Linked DNA regions of Homo sapiens: region 1 is linked to region 2. Evidence: chromatin loops called from intact Hi-C (ENCODE). Cell type or tissue: heart left ventricle. All regions are shown on one strand. Links, peaks and the distances in the headings refer to the core of each region. The heading gives the core; the rest is flanking DNA.

The links. A loop is a pair of places that touch in the nucleus more often than their neighbours do. Peaks named below come from ENCODE experiments on the same cell type or tissue, not always from the same donor. Only the 100,000 strongest peaks of a DNase experiment are listed, where the experiment ranks them.
Region 1: it touches region 2 in a loop (4-fold over the local background); 4 of 110 quality-filtered maps call a loop at or near these places.

Annotation. Positions count from the first base shown.
Region 1 is chr9:13,261,536-13,270,114 of GRCh38, reverse strand. All of the region lies in intron 1 of MPDZ (multiple PDZ domain crumbs cell polarity complex component), which reads left to right. Among named protein-coding and RNA genes, the nearest start is that of MPDZ, 14 kb to the left of the region's middle. RefSeq lists a silencer at 3,611-3,905. In heart left ventricle, for the core only: no CTCF peak of the experiment used is centred there; no DNase peak of the experiment used is centred there; H3K27ac peaks cover 1,837 bases.
Region 2 is chr9:13,325,888-13,334,466 of GRCh38, reverse strand. No RefSeq gene overlaps it. Among named protein-coding and RNA genes, the nearest start is that of MPDZ, 50 kb to the right of the region's middle. In heart left ventricle, for the core only: no CTCF peak of the experiment used is centred there; a DNase peak (open chromatin) is centred at 3,686; H3K27ac peaks cover 763 bases.

The DNA.
Region 1 (8,579 bases), core at 324-8,323, 64 kb after region 2:
GTTAATTAAGAAGCAAATAGTCACGTTCATTGAAAGAATAAGCCCTTTTAAAATGCTTTCATGGAGAAAATATCACTTGTCAAGATAACCCCAATGAATCCTATAGAATTACATATGGTAACTAAATAGTGTAGCTTGTTACATTATCTGTGAATTAGTAATTAGGAGATCGAATTGCTGCATGCTTATTTATCTTATATGGCTAAGGTACGTGTTCAGATAGGTTCATAGTAATTTGGATTTCTTCATGCAATTTTCCCTTATCTGAACTACCTGGAATCTTGCCAGCAAGATGTAAATTGTCATTTCTTGCTGAATTTTCTTAGTGTATTCTCAGCAGTGTGGACTACCAATGACTGACAAGCTTATCAGCGGATTTAGACAGTAACATCTCTTTGCTGGCAGAGGACTACAGGGTTCTCTCTAGGAATTCTTTGGTACAGATTATGAAAAATACTTCTTTTATTGTGAACAGATTTTATTTTTTTCTTGTTTGTATGCATGTTCAATTAACAGAAGCACTAGAGGTACATTTGTTTTGGTTTAGTATGGAGCTGAATAAGAAAGGATCATGGCAAATTTTATTTTTTTAGATAATATGCTCCTCTCTATATGTACACTATTTCATCTTGGAGCTTGCAGGAATGTTATTGATTCCACTAGGATTTTTAATTTATCTCACAGCCATTACTTCTGGTGCTGGGGATATAGCCCTGAGAGAAAAAGGAAACAACAGCAACACAAAACTTCCTACCTTCATGAAATTAAAATTCAATTATTTCCTGTTTTCTAGAGGCATTTCAAACTCAGTATGTCCAAAAGGAATATAACCATATTTCTCTTTCCTCTAAAACCATATATTTATCTTTCTGCTGTTCTTTTGGCTAAATGATGTCCTGATAGTTCTAGTTTCCCAGATTAAAATCACTGGGAGAGTTGACCTCTGTTTGTCTCACTCATTCACCCCTCCTGGCCCTAACAGTTACCAACTGGTCACTGAGTCCTTTTGATTGCCTCTAATGAATGAGTCTGTATCTTTTCTTTTTTTTCTTGCCATTACCTTCATCTAGGCTCTCATCTTTTTCTATGAGGTTTTTTTAACAACCTAACATCTGGTTGTATTATCATTAGTTCTTTTCCCTCTTTGGTGGAATATTTACACTATTGCAAGAATTGTTTTATCAGAAAATAAATTTTCTCTATCCCTGTAATCCCTGTACCCTCCAAACTCCCTCCCCAATGTCCCTGCATGGTCCAGCATGCCTGCAGGGCAAAGCCCCAGTGAGGCCATGGAAACATTACCTTCCTAGCTCCTGTCATTCTGGACCCAAGTACTGCAGCCTCACTGTCATCAAATTATCTGGGTTCTTTATGGTTTTGTTGCCTTAGCAGATGTCCTTCCCTTAGTGAGAAATGCCTTTCCCTTTACTGCTCTCCTCCACACTCTCCTTATCGGCTCATACTTCGAGATGATTCATGTGTCATATCTCTTACAAATTCTTTCTGACTCACGTTGGCAGTATTGAATTCCTCTGTACTCGGAACTTTACCTATCACGTTGCCGTATAATTACTTACCGTTTTCCACTAAATTGGGAGCTCAGAAGTTAGATAGTTATCCTCATTCTTCTTTTGTCATATGCTTCAGTGACAGAGGTGGATAAAGACTTGGGGGCCTGAAGTATATGGAATTTGGGGTGGTTGTCTGAAAAATAATAGAAAATTATAAATACAAAATTAGATATAAAAAATTTATTTGAATAAGAATTGAAGGATCCTATGCAAGTACCTTCATGCTAAATCTTTCTATACACATGCTAAATCTTCCTATACACATGGCTAGGAATATGTAAGTGCTCACTTAATACTTGATGAATTGGTGTGGTTTTTTGGGATGTATTATAAGTACCATCTGTATATCTAGATCTCTCTCTCTCTATGTGTGTATATATATATATATATAATTTTCCTTTTGCTGTTCATTTTTTAAAATTGAAACATGATTAATTAGCCATTCTGATGCTAATACTGTTGCTAATAATAAATGTCTAATGCTTCCATGCTTCTTCCCATTTCCAAACACTTTTGAATACCTTATCTTACAGGATTTTGACAACTGAGTCACAAGGAAAGTGACTCAGACTTAATGACTCTGTGTTTTGCTACTTTGTGCGTGAAGGAAAAGGGAGCTGAAGTTCTTCCTTTGAGATCAGATTTCACTTTGGTGGGAGAAATGACAGTTCTTCCTGTGCGTCTGTAACCTCAGTCAGCACCACTTTGCTCTATATTCTGTTAGCCTGGTGAATGCTAAGGAATTTTCTGAGAGTTTTCCAAATCATCTCAGTGCCATTCCATCTTTCCATCCCTTCTCCCTTTCAGCTTCCTCAATTATTTCTTCTTCCTTTCCTCCCCTGTTACTTGTGTCTTGCCATACATCAAACACATTCTTCTCCATGTCTTTTCTCAGATAAATTGATACTTTTAAGTGTCATTACTTTGAATAAGCTGAATTTTGTAGTTTGCAATTTTCAAATTCATTTCTGCTTCTTGGAAGTACTATGGGGTGTGTCTTGGGATCCTGAGTAGTGTAAAAAGTACACATAATTTTCAGCAATGGAAAAGAAGATATCATAAAGCTCTGTACTTTACAGCATAGGTAAGACAGCTCTATTACTTAAAAGCTTCATGAAGGAGAAAACACTATCTTTCTGAACCTCAATTTTCTTGTCTGAAAATGAGGGTATAAAGTATGGAGCTCTTGGTAGGATTAAAGGAAATGCATATTTGTAAAGGACATAGGTTTTGTTTAAGAAAACAGGGATATTTGGAAGCTATTATAAACAAATGGTTTCATTTCAAACAGTAAAACTGACGCCAATTTCATTGCCTAAAAAATTTACTTATGTAGCCTATTTTATTTTCTGGGAAAGTCATTATTATAACATGCGATAGCAGTCAATTCTTAAATGCAATTTTATTATTAGTTGTTATTGAATAGCATTTTTAAGAACCCCAAATAATAGATTGTTGCTTTAAATTGTGTATTGCAACCAAGCCTACATTTTAGACATTCCAGTGATGAATATATATTTGGAAAGTTTTGCCTCTTGGAGTATTTGGTGGTGGGTATATTCCTGAGGAATAAAGTTGCCTTTTTACATCAGCGAAATGATATGGAAAGTTAGTTTGTTACTTAGCGACTCTAGTCAGGGTAGACATCCCTCTAATTAAGGCTTTTAAGCCTTTGTCCTTCTTAATTCCTTCCTCCTCCTTCTCTTTCTCTGCCCCCAAATCCTTGAGTAGCTGAATGAGATTACTTTTGCATGAAACTATTCAGATAGTTATTGACATTTCATTATATAGACTTTTCAGTACCCCACATAATAATGGCTGAAGAAATATGATTGCTTAATAAAAGGTCTGAGTTAGGGAGCCTTGGAAAAGTTATAGTATTTTCTTTGACTCTCTACTGAATCTATTAAATGTGGTCTTAACAAGTTATGTGTTTGGAAAGAGTAAAAGCTTACAAAATTTTCTTACATCTTCAAATAATTAAGATTGATAATTGAAAAAAAATTGTTGATTTCTTCTGTCTGCTGAATTTAAGGGTTCTGAATTGCTAAATACTCCACCAAAAGTATTGCAAAGAATGGGCCAAGAGAAGGAGAAAGAGAATGTGATTGTTCACAAGCCCTTCTCAGTACATGCATCTGTGGTACTTCTCCGTGCAGAGTTGGAACTAAACCAACAGGAGTCAAACCACTAGTCACCACAAGCACAGTACAGGAGAGAAAAACAACCACATTAAATATTATTCCAAAATGCTGTTTTCTTCCCAGAGGACTTCCGATGAGAAATTTGAGCCTGCTCTTTCCTGAGTGAAGTTTGTAAACTTTGTTCCTGTCCACATTCAGCAAAGGGAAATCATGAAAGCCACTGACTGAATTTAGGAGGCGCTGATGGTTGGGGAAGGATAAAAATATCTAATTATGTATAGTACTTATAGCTCAGTGATACCTAAGGAGTTTATGCAATATACAACACTCTTCATAATTTTTGTAGAAAAGATTCCAGGACGGGAGAAGCCATTTGAAATGGTAATAGAGAAATTGTGGAAGTAGAGTTATTTTAAGAGTTGGGAAAGTCCTAGAAAATGATCTTGGGAGAATATATAAACCTGAAGTTGGATGGGGAGGTATGTTGAAGCAGCATGATTGTAATACTATGGTCTTCTCTCCTACCTCCTAGTTCCACAGTTTTGTCTGTATTGGAAATATCGTCTCCATCCTTTAACACTTTCCCCTGAGGAGCCACTCAGTCACAACTGACAAGCCACCTATTGTTCTGCCCCAGTGTCATCGAGATCTCACAAAGTCAATGAAAATCCTGTCCCTGAGAGGGCAGCTGAGAAATGGCAGACATGTTTTGTACTATCACCTCCGACAGCAGTTGGTAGGTTCTAACAGAGACCAGCTGCCAACTATATTTCTGGGTCCCATGGGTATGCTTTTGAGTACCAAATGCTTTCTTTTCTTCTTTTCTTTTTGAGATGGAGTTTCGCTCTTGTTGCCTGGGCTGGAGTGCAATGGTGCAATCTCGGCTTACCGCAGCCTCTGCCTTCCAGGTTCAAGTGATTCTGCTGCCTCAGCCTCCCCAGTAGTTGGGATTACAGGCATGCGCCACCACACCTGGCTAATTTTGTATTGTTAGTAGAGACTGGATTTCTCCATATTGGTCAGGCTTTTCTTGAACTCCCGACCTCAGGTGATCTGACCGCCTCAGCGTCCCAAAGTGCTGGGATGACAGGTGAGAGCCCAAATGCACGGTCGACCTGCCCAGGACACAGTCGACCTGGGCTCATTGAATTGCCTCATTCCAGGCAGGCAAAAGAGCAGGAGGTAAGAGCCTGAAGTAATTTCCCTGGAGAATTTGTTGCCAGTGTAGGAACTGCACTGAAGAATTCTGTGGCACAAAGTTAAGTCTTCTGCATGTTTTAGATTTCCCCCAAGAAAATAATGTGGCTACAGTGAGTGCTTTATGGGCAGCCTCTGGAGTTTGGCATTGACACATTGTTGTGTTCACCTGCAAGGGCAGCTCTTGGAAGAATCCCCCTGCCTGGTTCTATGCAAGAAATATGCCTGGCATCTTGTGTCTTGGCCCTTAACACTGAAAATGTGGTACAAATAGGGGCAATCTGCCCAACAACCTGCATTCCTTTGGGTCTAACTAAGGAGTGAGAGAACAGAAGAGGCCAAATCTTAATTCTCAGAACTTAAATCTTTCCCCTCAGTCACCATGTTTGGTGTGAGTTAACAGTTTGAGGGGAGGGTCCCCTGTCCAATAGAGATACATTAAGGAACATTATGAATGAAAAGTATGTAAAATGGATGTTCAGAGAGAAGGTGTTAGAATCCATAGTTCCCTAATGTGTATTTTGGACTCTTTTTTTTTTTTTTTTTAAATTATGGGTGAGGGTTAATGGGGAAGGAAATAAATATAATGCAATGGGCTATAAACGATTGGTTTAAACATTTTTAGAAAAGGAAAGTCAGACCTTTCAGAGGGTCGGTTGAGTTAGTCCAGCAGTCCAGGGTTCTGATCCCAGACACACCACTGATTTGTTATGTAATCAAACCTCAGTGAGCTTTAGCTTCTCTCTGACCTATATGTTTTTTGACGCTCCTTTCAACTTTAAAATTAACTTTATAGTCGAGCGTAAGCAGTAAATAAGGGTATTTAACTCAAAGTATCATAAAATATATATAATTCTGGAAGTGGATATGAATCTGCTAATATTCTTTATAAAAGTTGTGTATCTATGTGTTTTAGGAAATCTGCAGGTAAAGTAAGAATGTATATACTGTTTGAAAGATCATTTTGCCTCAGACCAACCATCTTAAAAATAAAAATAACTTTCAAAAGCCAAAGCAAATGTAATGAACATGTTTTTTGGTATAAATACATTTGTTATATAAGAATACTTGTAAGTAATAAAATACTTCAATTTCCATATTATATATATTTTCATTTTCAGTAGGCTTCACTCCCTCCATTAGAAAATTAATAGGAAAAGGTATGATACTATACTATTTTCACCAAACTTTCTTAAAGTATGTGGATTCTTGGTCAATGTAGTGATTTTGATCTGTGTATGTTTATATAATTGTGGATTAACATGCCTCTTTTCCATAATTTAGTATTAGCTTATATATATTGTGTGACTAACTGTTCATTTTATTGTCATTTGAATATTCATAGAAGATATATAAGTTTTATTTAAACTGAAACAGGTTTATATTTATACTGTCTTGGGATCCCCCATAATTCACAAAGGTGGGGTTTTTGAACGTATGTTCAAAGTAAAACAGCAATAGTTGTTCATCACTTCCTGCCCTCCTGCTCTCTGATGAGAAGTTGACTAATCCAGGGCCATAAGTATCTGCTTCTAAGGCCTGTATCTCAAACAGCTTGGTAAAATTAGAAGCAGAGTAGCATCAGAAAATGAGAATAAAGCTTCGTTTTTAATAGTAAAACTGAAAATGATTCTTTATGAGATATATTTTGAAGAAATGTTTTCATAATATTTCCTTTAGTTTTGCTGGAATTAGGTAGTCTAGCTGAATAAATTATTGTTCTGGGAGAATTTACCAATGTTAACATTATTTTTTCCCGAATAAGTTAGTATTATAGTTTTAGGCGAAATCTTTTTTTTTTTTTTTTTGCCAAACAAGGACAAGGAGGATTTGAAAAATATTGCACTAATCATCTCTAGTCCTAGCCTCTAAAACTAGATATTGTTAACATTTTCACATATCGGCTGCCTTATTTTTGTAATAGTTATTATGAAAAATTTCAAATGTACATAAATGCAGTGAATCCTCATATATCCATCATTCTGTTTTAACAACTACTAGTTCATGGTCAGTCTTGTTTCTTCTCTTGTCTCAGACATTTCCCTTGTCCCTTTCCTGGAAGTTTTTGAAGCAAATTGTGGACATTATATCATTTTATGCATAAATATTTCAACCCAGCTGCTTTTTACATGCATAATTTAAAACCATTATAAAAATACAGTTTCCTTACACAAAAAAAAGAGAAAGCTAAATTCCCCCATTGAGTCCCCCCGTATGCGGCTACTCCTTCCATTTGTCCACTCCTAACTGCTGTCATTTTAGAATGTGTCCTTTTAATCCATTGTTGAATACGATGAAAGTATGTATATACATATTTTTATGTGGCCCATATACTATTTTTTATATTTAAAAAATATAAATAAACTACTTATTCTGTAAATCTCCATTTCATTATTGAGATTTGGACTCTGAGTCTGTTCTTTAAAAAATGAGTCTAACCCACTTGTGTTTATTGTGAATATGGATATCTGAATTTATTTTGTTGCCCTTGTTTTGTGTTTTTTGTTTACTATGGCTTCTCCTTTTTCCTTTTTTTCTCATTCCTAACCTCTTTTAGATTGCTAGAGTATTTTTTGTTCATCTTTTTTTCATCTTGGTGTATATATTATATAGACTCTATTTCTGTTTTTTTAGTGGTACATTAAAGTTTTAACGTGTATACTTGGCTGAATTTTTCTAGTAGAGTTTGAAGAAAGAACATTTCTATCCTCCTATGAAGAGAACTCTTTTTAATTTTTATTATTATTTTTTTGAGACAGGGTCTTTCTCTGTCGGCCCAGACTGAAGTGCAGTGGTGCGATTACATGTCACTGCAGCCTCTACCACCTGAGCTCGGGTGATCCTCCCACTTCAGCCTCCTGAATAGCAGGGACTACAGGTGTGTACCACCACTCCTGGCTAATTTTTTTTTTATTTTTTGTTATGTTGCCCAGGGTGGTCTCAAACTACTGGGCTCAAGCGATCCACCAGTCTTGCCCTCCCAAAGTGCTGGGATTACAGGCATCAGCCACTGTGGCTGGCCTGAATGCAGATTTTTGGTCAGAAATATTTTTACTATTTATAAATATTGTTCACAGTTACTAAGATTTCATTTATATAATGAAAATTTGTCAGAGCTCACATTCCTTTTTTTTTTAATTTTTAATTTTCATTTTCTAGGAACAGGGTCTTGTTCTGTTGCCCAGGCTGGAGTTCAGTGGCGTGATGATAGCTCACTATAGCCTCAATCTCCTGGGCTCAGATAATCTTCTCACCTTAGCCTCCCAAGTAGCTGGGACTACATGCATGTGCCTCTACGCCTGGCTAATTTTAACAATTTTTTTTTTTTTTTTTTTGTAGAGACAGGTCTCACTTTGTTGGCCAGGCTGGTTTTGAGCTCCTGGCTAAAAGTGATCCTCTCACCTTGGCTTCTCAAAATGCTGGGCTTACAGGTATGAGCCACCATACTCTGTCAGTTACCTTTGTTTTAACAGTGGATTTATGTTTTATTTGGTGGCAGCTTATGGCTTTTCTCAGGCTCTGAGCAAAACAGAACTTTATAGTGTTATATTCACCCATCAAGTGTAGGAGCTTCCCTGCCCTTTGTTTTTCTGATGTAACTATCTCTCCTGTAGGATTATTAATTATTTAGTGGTCCTACTAAAATTGTCTTTGCTCCCTCAAATGT
Region 2 (8,579 bases), core at 188-8,187:
CGACATTGGAACTTGCAACTGAAATGGCAGCAGACATGGAAATAGCATTTGCGTAAAAGTGAATGGGGTGGAGGTGTCCACACGGAAAGTTCTCTCTCATACCTTGAAGCAGGCCTTTGTATTTATGTTTCCAGATGGTTTCCACAAAAATACCAGACATACTTGATAAATCTATACCTGGGAGCTGAAAAACCAGATGGCTTGAAACAGTATTATTTGCAACATCTGATATGGAGAACAAAATCAAAGGTCAAGGAGAATTTTGTGAGCATCTCTCCTACCTTGAGTGTTCTGCTTGAGGTGAAAGTACAGTGATGAGGATGGGGTGGGTGTGGAGCTGACGTTTCAGGATGCCAGTTTGTGGGGCCCAGCCATGTAGGTGTATTTGATACCATTTGACACCTACACTGAGGTAACTTAAGGAAACAGTGGCTTCATTAATAAAATTATATTCCCTAACATAAAGCATGTAAACTGATAATTTTTTTCTTATTATTTTTTAAATTTGCTACCACATGAAGAAATTAAGAATTTCTAGGGTAAAAGACAGAAACCACACCTTAATTTGGAGGCTATAGAGAGAACAAGGATAAATAATTATAATAGGAGAGTTGAGAATTTGTCTATTCTTAGACAATAAGAGTACTATTTTTTTCTTTTTGAGACACGGTCGTGCTCTGTCACCCAGGCTGGCATGCAGAGACATGATAATGTCTCACTGAATCCCCCACCTGCTGGATTTAAGTGATCCTCCCACCTCAGCCACCCAAGTAGCTAGGACTACAGGCATGTGCCACCACGCCTGGGTAATTTTTTATAGAGATGAGGTCTCACTATGTTGCCTAGGACGGTCTCAATCTCCTGAGCTCAAGCAATCCTCCTGCCTTGGCCTCCTGAAGTGCTAGTATTATGAGCGTGAGCCACCGCCCCTGGCCTAACTAATACTTACAGCAACACTGAAATATGTGATGCCTTTTGCACGTGTATGACATATATTCCATAGAAACCTGACTTTTTCACAAATACTACAAACATTTTATTTTGCCATTGTGAGACAAAGCCAATTGCGAAAACATACAAAAAAAAGAAAAGAGAGAAGAATGAAAAACAACTTCATAAGGCCTATTTTTTGATTCATTATAGTTCTACATATTTATGGCATACAAGTGAAATTTTGTTAGATGCATGCAATGTGTAATGATCAAGTCAGGGTAAGGCCTTTTCTTAGAGCAGGAAAAAGTACTTCGTAAAAAATAAAGCTTATGTAGACAACTTTAAATAAAATTTAAAACAACTTTTAAATTTTCTGATAAAATATGTACTGATAAAATCCATGCCAGTTGACTTTCCTTTCTTCACACATAATTCAGTTGTTTTTATTTGTTTTGTATCTCTTATACTATTGGTAAATGTAATTCCTCAGTTTTGTTTTTGTTGTTACTTGGGAATTTTCCTGTTTTACATTTACTTTTCAAAAGAAATTACAGAAACTTTTCAAGAGTTGTCTCAGTTCCTAACTTATTGAACCATCTGCCGAATTAATTTTACTTATCTAGCTCCTTTGTTTATTCTTTTTAGATGTTATACCGAGAGTTGATCAGATTTATTATTTTTCTCAAAGAAGAAACACAGTTTGAGTTTTAACAGATGTTCAGATGTTTTAATTTTTGGAGTTTGCAATTCCCCCTTGGCTTTAATGAGTTCATTCAGTAATGCTGGCTTTTACTAGATATTGCATGTTCTCACACTTGATTTTGCAGCTCTAAATCACAAAAGAATACTAGAAAAGAGAGCCCATAAAGCAAGTTTATTGTGGGAATGGAATTCTCACATGCCAGTGGGTTCAGAGTAAGGGAATATCCTTAGCTAGGGAGTGGGAATTGACAAAGGATGATAAATAAGAAAACACATCAAAAAGTAAACTCTCCACTATGCAATTTAGCAACTTGCCTCTTCTCCAAACAAATTCTAATACTTTTTTGTTATTTGTAAATCTTTGATTACAAATAAAAACATTTTGTCATTACTAGGTACTGTCTGACAAAATTTTGGATGAAAATGTAAAGTTTCTTTCTTTCTTTCTTCTTCTTTGACAGAGCCTCACTCTGTCACTGAAGCTGAAGTGTGGTGGCGGAATCTCAGCTCACTGCAACCTCCGCCTCCTGGGTTCAAGCGATTCTCCTGCCTCAGCCTCCTGAGTAGCTGACTACAGGCACGTGCCACCACACCTGGCTAATTTTTTTTGTATTTTTAGTAGACAATGTGTACTTCACCATGTTGCCCAGGCTGGCCTCAAAACTCCTGGCCTCAAGTGATCCACCCACCTTGGCCTCCCAAAGTACTGGGATTACAGGCATGAGCCACCATGCCCGGCCTGTAAAGTTTCATATTTGCAGATTCTGTCCTTAGATTAAGTCATATGAAATCAAGTAGAATCTCATTTAAATGTTCCAATAAAATCTTTGTAGTCTTACTTCTGTTTCAATGCCAGACTCTTTGGGGACAGACAAAATAGTGTCAGTTTCTTTATGCCAATGGTTCAGCAATTATATGTTTTGATTCCAATGTTTCAAGTGCTTGACACCAAATGTGTAATCATTCATAAAAATATTAAATACGATTATTTTTATCTCTAGGGGATATTGTGCTCAGGATCCTGCTGTGATGGGATTGACTCATGGGAACCAAAATTAAAATTCCATGATTGAAATAAAATGGTATTGTGTGGTATAAGATGTATAAAATATTGGAATTACCAAGTGCTATAAACTTAAGTCCTAAGTTCTAAATCCAATAGAAAATATGATAGAAAAAACAGAGTGGTTTTTTTTTAATACGGAAAAAAGGGAGGAGGAAAACAATTATTTTATACACTCTTCACTCTAGTTTAGTCATAATTCCTAGACATTATGCTGCGGTCTGTCTCCTCCACTCCCACACCACCCTCCTCAAATATGCCTTCTTAACGCTTGCATAAGCCAATTGCTTCTGGACTACAAGCTATAGGAAACAGCACAAAAAGGAATTTGGGGTGATAAAAGGCTGTTAAAATTTCCAGTTATTCAAAGTGATGCATGTTTAAACAAAGGTCAGTTTAAGGGTATTAATTTTCCTAAGTCTGTTGTTTTAGATGGCCTCAACATATCTAGCATTCAGTTGAGATTATTTTTAAAAATCTGAAAATAAAATATTAGCAAAGTAAATTTCATTTGGATTATTCCAGGGATGAATGAAAGAATGGTTTATTGATAGAAAACTTCAAAATTTAAAATAACACATTAGTAAGTCCAATTTAAAATCAAACTATATATATGAAAATTCAGAGGATAAAATTCAACAATCTTTCCTGATAAAACTCGGAAAATCACAACAAGAATGATACTTCCTGAACATACTGTAGAATTCCTATCTTAACATTGATTGCCAAAATTATAATCACAATGGCAGCCAAGAGTCATTCCCAATGATATGAGAAAAATGACAAGGATATGTACTATTCCTGTGTGCTATTTGCTTTTAGTCAAGATCCTGGTGGGAAGCAGATGACACACTCAAGCTGGTTAATGGGGACATTACCCAGGCATGGGCCATGTGTTAGAAAAGCCCCAGAGGATCTTGCAGCACCCTAGGTTAGCAACAGCAGGGAAATGTGGCCGGAAGGGTAGCTATGTGGAGAGGCCTTCTGATAAGAGCTGTAGCCTTTGGCAGGACACAGCCCCTGGCACCAATTAAGCAGGGAGGAAATCTTGGAAACAAATACTTTTCCCTCACTTTCCTCCCACTCTGATTTCCTGCCAATGCCCTCATTGGCTGAACCTAACTGGAAGCCAGAAGGCAAGGAAGCCCCAGTGAGGGGAACCTTAGGGACACAGAGCAGGATGCAGAGCAGGGAGAGGACTCTGGAGGGGAGAAAGGGAAATACCCAGCATGGCCAGTTTGCCCAAGTCAGGTGGTAAGAGGTGAATTCAGATACAGATGGGAAAGCCTGGCTACAGGATCTGAGCTTTTAATTACATTATACTGTTTCTCCCTAATCTTGAAATTACAATTTAGATGATTCAAAGGGAAAAAGGATGTTAGTCTCAGTGGCAGCAAAAATCATAAAATGTCCCAATACATTAAAATACCAAAATCATAAAAGACATAGGAATAACCCTTAAAAATATACAGGGGCTAGGTAAAGAAAACATTTACTAAGTAATATAAAATATTTCAATAAATGGCAAAGGGTAACATGCTCCTTTGTGAAAAGATGAAATATCATCAAGATATCATTTCTTCCCAAATCAATTTTAGGTTTAACCTAAGCTCAATTAAGTTCTTCATACTATTTTTTAAATAATAGAAATTTTTTAAAGCTATTTTAAAAGAAAGCTGGCAAAAGAACAAAAAGCTAAGATTTTTTTTTCCCCTAAAGATTATTGAGGTTGTACATGCCTATTCAATTCAGGCAAAACAATATTTTAATTGTCAAATATATTTTTTACCAGTGAAATTGGAAGGATTTCCCCCAGCCCGTGTTTTGTTTTAAACATCCAGTGCAGAGCAAGATGTAGTGAAAAAGACATTAACATTGTTGCTGGGGGCATTAATTGATGCAAACTTCACGAGATACAATCTGGCATTATGGATAAGAACCTTAAATATAGTCATACCCTTTGGCCTAGTAATTCGAGTTTTAGTAATTTACCTTTAGAAGTTAATTAGACTGCATAATGATCTAGACAAGTATTCATACCATCATAATAGCTTTTTAAAGTAAACAATATTGGCCAGGCACGGTGGCTCACCTCTGTAATCTTAGCACTTTGGAAGGCTGAGGCAGGTGGATCACCTGAGATCAGGAATTTGAGATCAGCCTGGGCGACATGGTGAAACCCTGTCTCTACTAAAATTACAACAATTAGCCAGGCATGGTGGCACACGCCTGTAATCCCAACTATTCAGGAGGCTGAAGCAGGAAAATCACTTGAACCCGGGAGGTGGAGGTTGCAGTGAGCTGAGATTGTGCCACTGCACTCCAACCTGGGTGACAGAGTGAGAATCTATCTCAAAATAAAATTAGATAAATAAATATTTTAAAAAACATATAAATGTTCAATATGCAGAAAAAATTATAGAGAAGTCATGTGCTAAAATGCCACACAAACTCTAAGGACAATATGTTTTAAAATATTATATAGTATAAAAATACTCCGTATGTGTATGTATTTAACAGAAAAAATGCCAAACTATGTAAGATTTATTTCCAAAAATTGTTTCTTTTCTTAAGCATGCACAGGGAAATAGGAGGAGATACACCAAATGTTAACATGCTTTCTCTGATCGTCAGTTTTGAATGATGTTAAATTTTTTTCTTTTTGTTTCTCTGTATTTCTCGGATTTCCTACAATCAAGAATTACTAATTACCAAAGCAGTCTTGAGCAAAAAGAACAAAGCCGGAGGATTCACACTACTTGATTTCAAAATGTACTACAAAGCTTTAATGAAAACAGCATGCCACTGGCCTAATAACAGACACATGGACCAATGTAACAGAGTAGAGAGCTCAGAAATAAATCCACGTATTCATGATCCATTGATTTCCCACAAAAATGCCAAGAGCTAATTTTACGGTTTTTTCTCCATTTTTATAAAAAATGTCATTGAGATTTTGATATGGATTGCATCGAATCCGTAGATCACTTGGAGTAGCATGGACATTTTAACAATATTACTTATTCTAATCCATGAACACAGGATATTTTTCCATTTATTTGTGTCTTCTTCAATTTCCTTCATCAATGTTTTATAGTTTTCAGCATTACAGATCTTGCACTTCCTTGGTTAAATTTACTTCAAGCATGTTTTTGTGGCTATTGTAAATGGGACCATTTTCTTGGCTTTTCAAATAATTCATTGATAGTATATAGAAACCTTACTGATTTTTTGTATGTTGGTTTTGTGTCCTGCAACTTTACTGAATTTGTTTATTAGTTCTAAGTTTAGGTAGTCTTTACATTTTTCTGTGTATAAGATCATATCATCTGCATATAGACACAATTTAACTTCTTCCTTTTCAGTTTGGATGCCTTTTATTTCTTTCTCTTGCCTAACTGCTCTGGCTAGGACTTCCAGTAGTATGTTGAATAGAAATGGTGAGAGCGGGCATCCTTGTCTTGTTCCTAATCTTATAAGAAAGGCTTTCAATTTTCACCATTGAGTGTGATATTAGTTCTAAGCTTGCCACATATGGCCTTTATTCTGTTGAAGAACATTCCTTGTATATCTAATTTGGCAAGAGCTTTTATCATGGGAGGATGTTTAATTTTGTCAAGAGCTTTTTCTGCATCTCTTGAGATAACCATATTTTTTTCCTTCATTCTGTTAATATCTTGTTTCACAATTATTGATTTGTGTGTACTGAACTCTCCTTTCATCCCAGGGATAAATTTCACTTGATTATGGTGAATAATCCTTTTAATGTACTGTTGAGTTCAGTTTGCTAGTATTTTGTTGAGTGTTTTTGCATCTATGTTCATCAGGGATATTGGCCTGGATTTTCTTTTCTTGTCGTGTGCTTGTCTGGCTTCGATATCAGCATGATGCTATCCTCATAAAGTAAGTTAGGAAGTGTTCCCTCTTCCTCGATTTGTTGAAAGAGTTTGAGAAGGATTGGCAATAATATTTCTTTAAATGTTTGGTAGAATTCAGAAGTGAAAGCATCAAACCGTGGTCTTGTCTTTGATTGGAGATTTTAAAATATTGATTTGATCTGCTTACTTATCATTGCTCTGTTTAGATTTTCTGTTTCTTCATGATTCACTCTTGGTAGGTTTTATGTTTCTAGGAATTTATCCACCACTTCTAGGTTACCCAATTTGTAGGCATATAGTTGTTCATAACAGTTTCTTAATCTCCCTTGTATTTCTGTAGTATTAGTTTTATCTGTCTATCTATTTAATCAAGACAGGATCTTGCTCTGCTGCCCAGGCTAGAGTTTAGTAGCACTGTGATGGCTCACTGCAGCCTCAACTTCCCCAGGCTCAAGCAATCCTCCTGCCTCAGTCTCCCAAGTGGCTGGGACTAATGACACACACCACCAAACCTGACTAACTTTTGTATTTTTTTGTAAAGACAGGGTTTCATGTTGCCCAGGCTCATCTTGAACTCCTGGACTCAAGCCATCTGCCCACCTCGGCCTCCCAAAGTGCTGGGATTACAGGCATGAGCCACCACACCCAGCCTGCAGTATTAGTTGTAATGTTTCTTTTTTCATTTCTGATTTTATTTATTGGAGACTTCTCTTTTTTTCCTTAGTGTAGCTAATTTTTTTCAATTTTATATTCACAAAAAAAACCTTATTAATCTTTCCTATTGTTTTTCTAGTCTCTATTTTATTTCTGCTCTGATCTTAATTATTTCCTTCCTCCTATTAAATATGGACTTAGTTTGTTTTTCTTTTTCTGGCCCCTTGAGGTATAACATTAGCGTCTTTATTTGAGGTCTTTCTTCTTTTTTGATGTAGATGTTTATTGCTACAAACTTATCTTTCAGAACTGCTTTGGTTGCACACCATAAGTTTTAATCTGCTGTGTGTCCAGTTTTGTTTGTCCCAACTTATTTTTAAATTTATCTTTTAAGCTCTTCTTTGACCTATTGGCCATTCAAGAGTATGTTGATTTCCATGTATTTGTGAATGTTTCAAAATTCCTTCTGTTATTCATTTTTATTTTGATACCATTGTAGTCAGAAAAGATACTTGATATAATTTCAATCGTCTTAAATTGGTTAATACATGTTTTGTAACCTAATTAATCTATTTTGAAAAAAATACAGTGTTAGATAATCACCGAACTTAATTTCACATGCTTAGAATTAAATCTCTAACAAATAAAATCATAAACTAGAAAAAAACTATAAGTAAATGTGTAAACAGTCTTAAGGGAGTGGAAGTATCTTACCACAAAAGATATGAAAAATCATGAGGATTCTATTTTTGAGTTATAAATGTAAAGCCTGTACTTAAAAAAAATTGTCAGATGCTAAATTGACAAATAAATGTCAAATTCTAAATTAGGGGGGAAAGTCTTTATAAAAAATCTAGTAACGCAGTGATTGTTATGCTTCATATATTAAGAAGTTTTCAAAATAGTAAAACAAACCTCTAATACTATGATAGAAATATGAGTAAATAGTATAAAATGACATGTGAAACCTTGTTAGTAGTCACACTGCAAATTAAGACAAACATAAGACAATTTGTCTTATGTCAAAGAGTCAAAGTTTAAAATTATGTAATATTAAATCTATTGTGTCAGATGCAAATTTTAAGAGAAAATATGAATTGGAAATATATTTCTGAAAATAAATTTGACAAGACATAAACATTTTAAGAATGTTCATTCTTTGAATCTCTCCTTAGAAAGCTAACATAAAGAAATTATTTAATATGCATTGAGGCTGGGCATTGTGGCTCATGCCTGTAATCTCAGCACATTGGGAGGGTGAGGAGGGAGGATTGCCTGAACCCAGGAGTTCAAGACCAGCCTGAGCAACATGGTGAGAACCCATCTCTAAAATCATTTTTATAAAATAA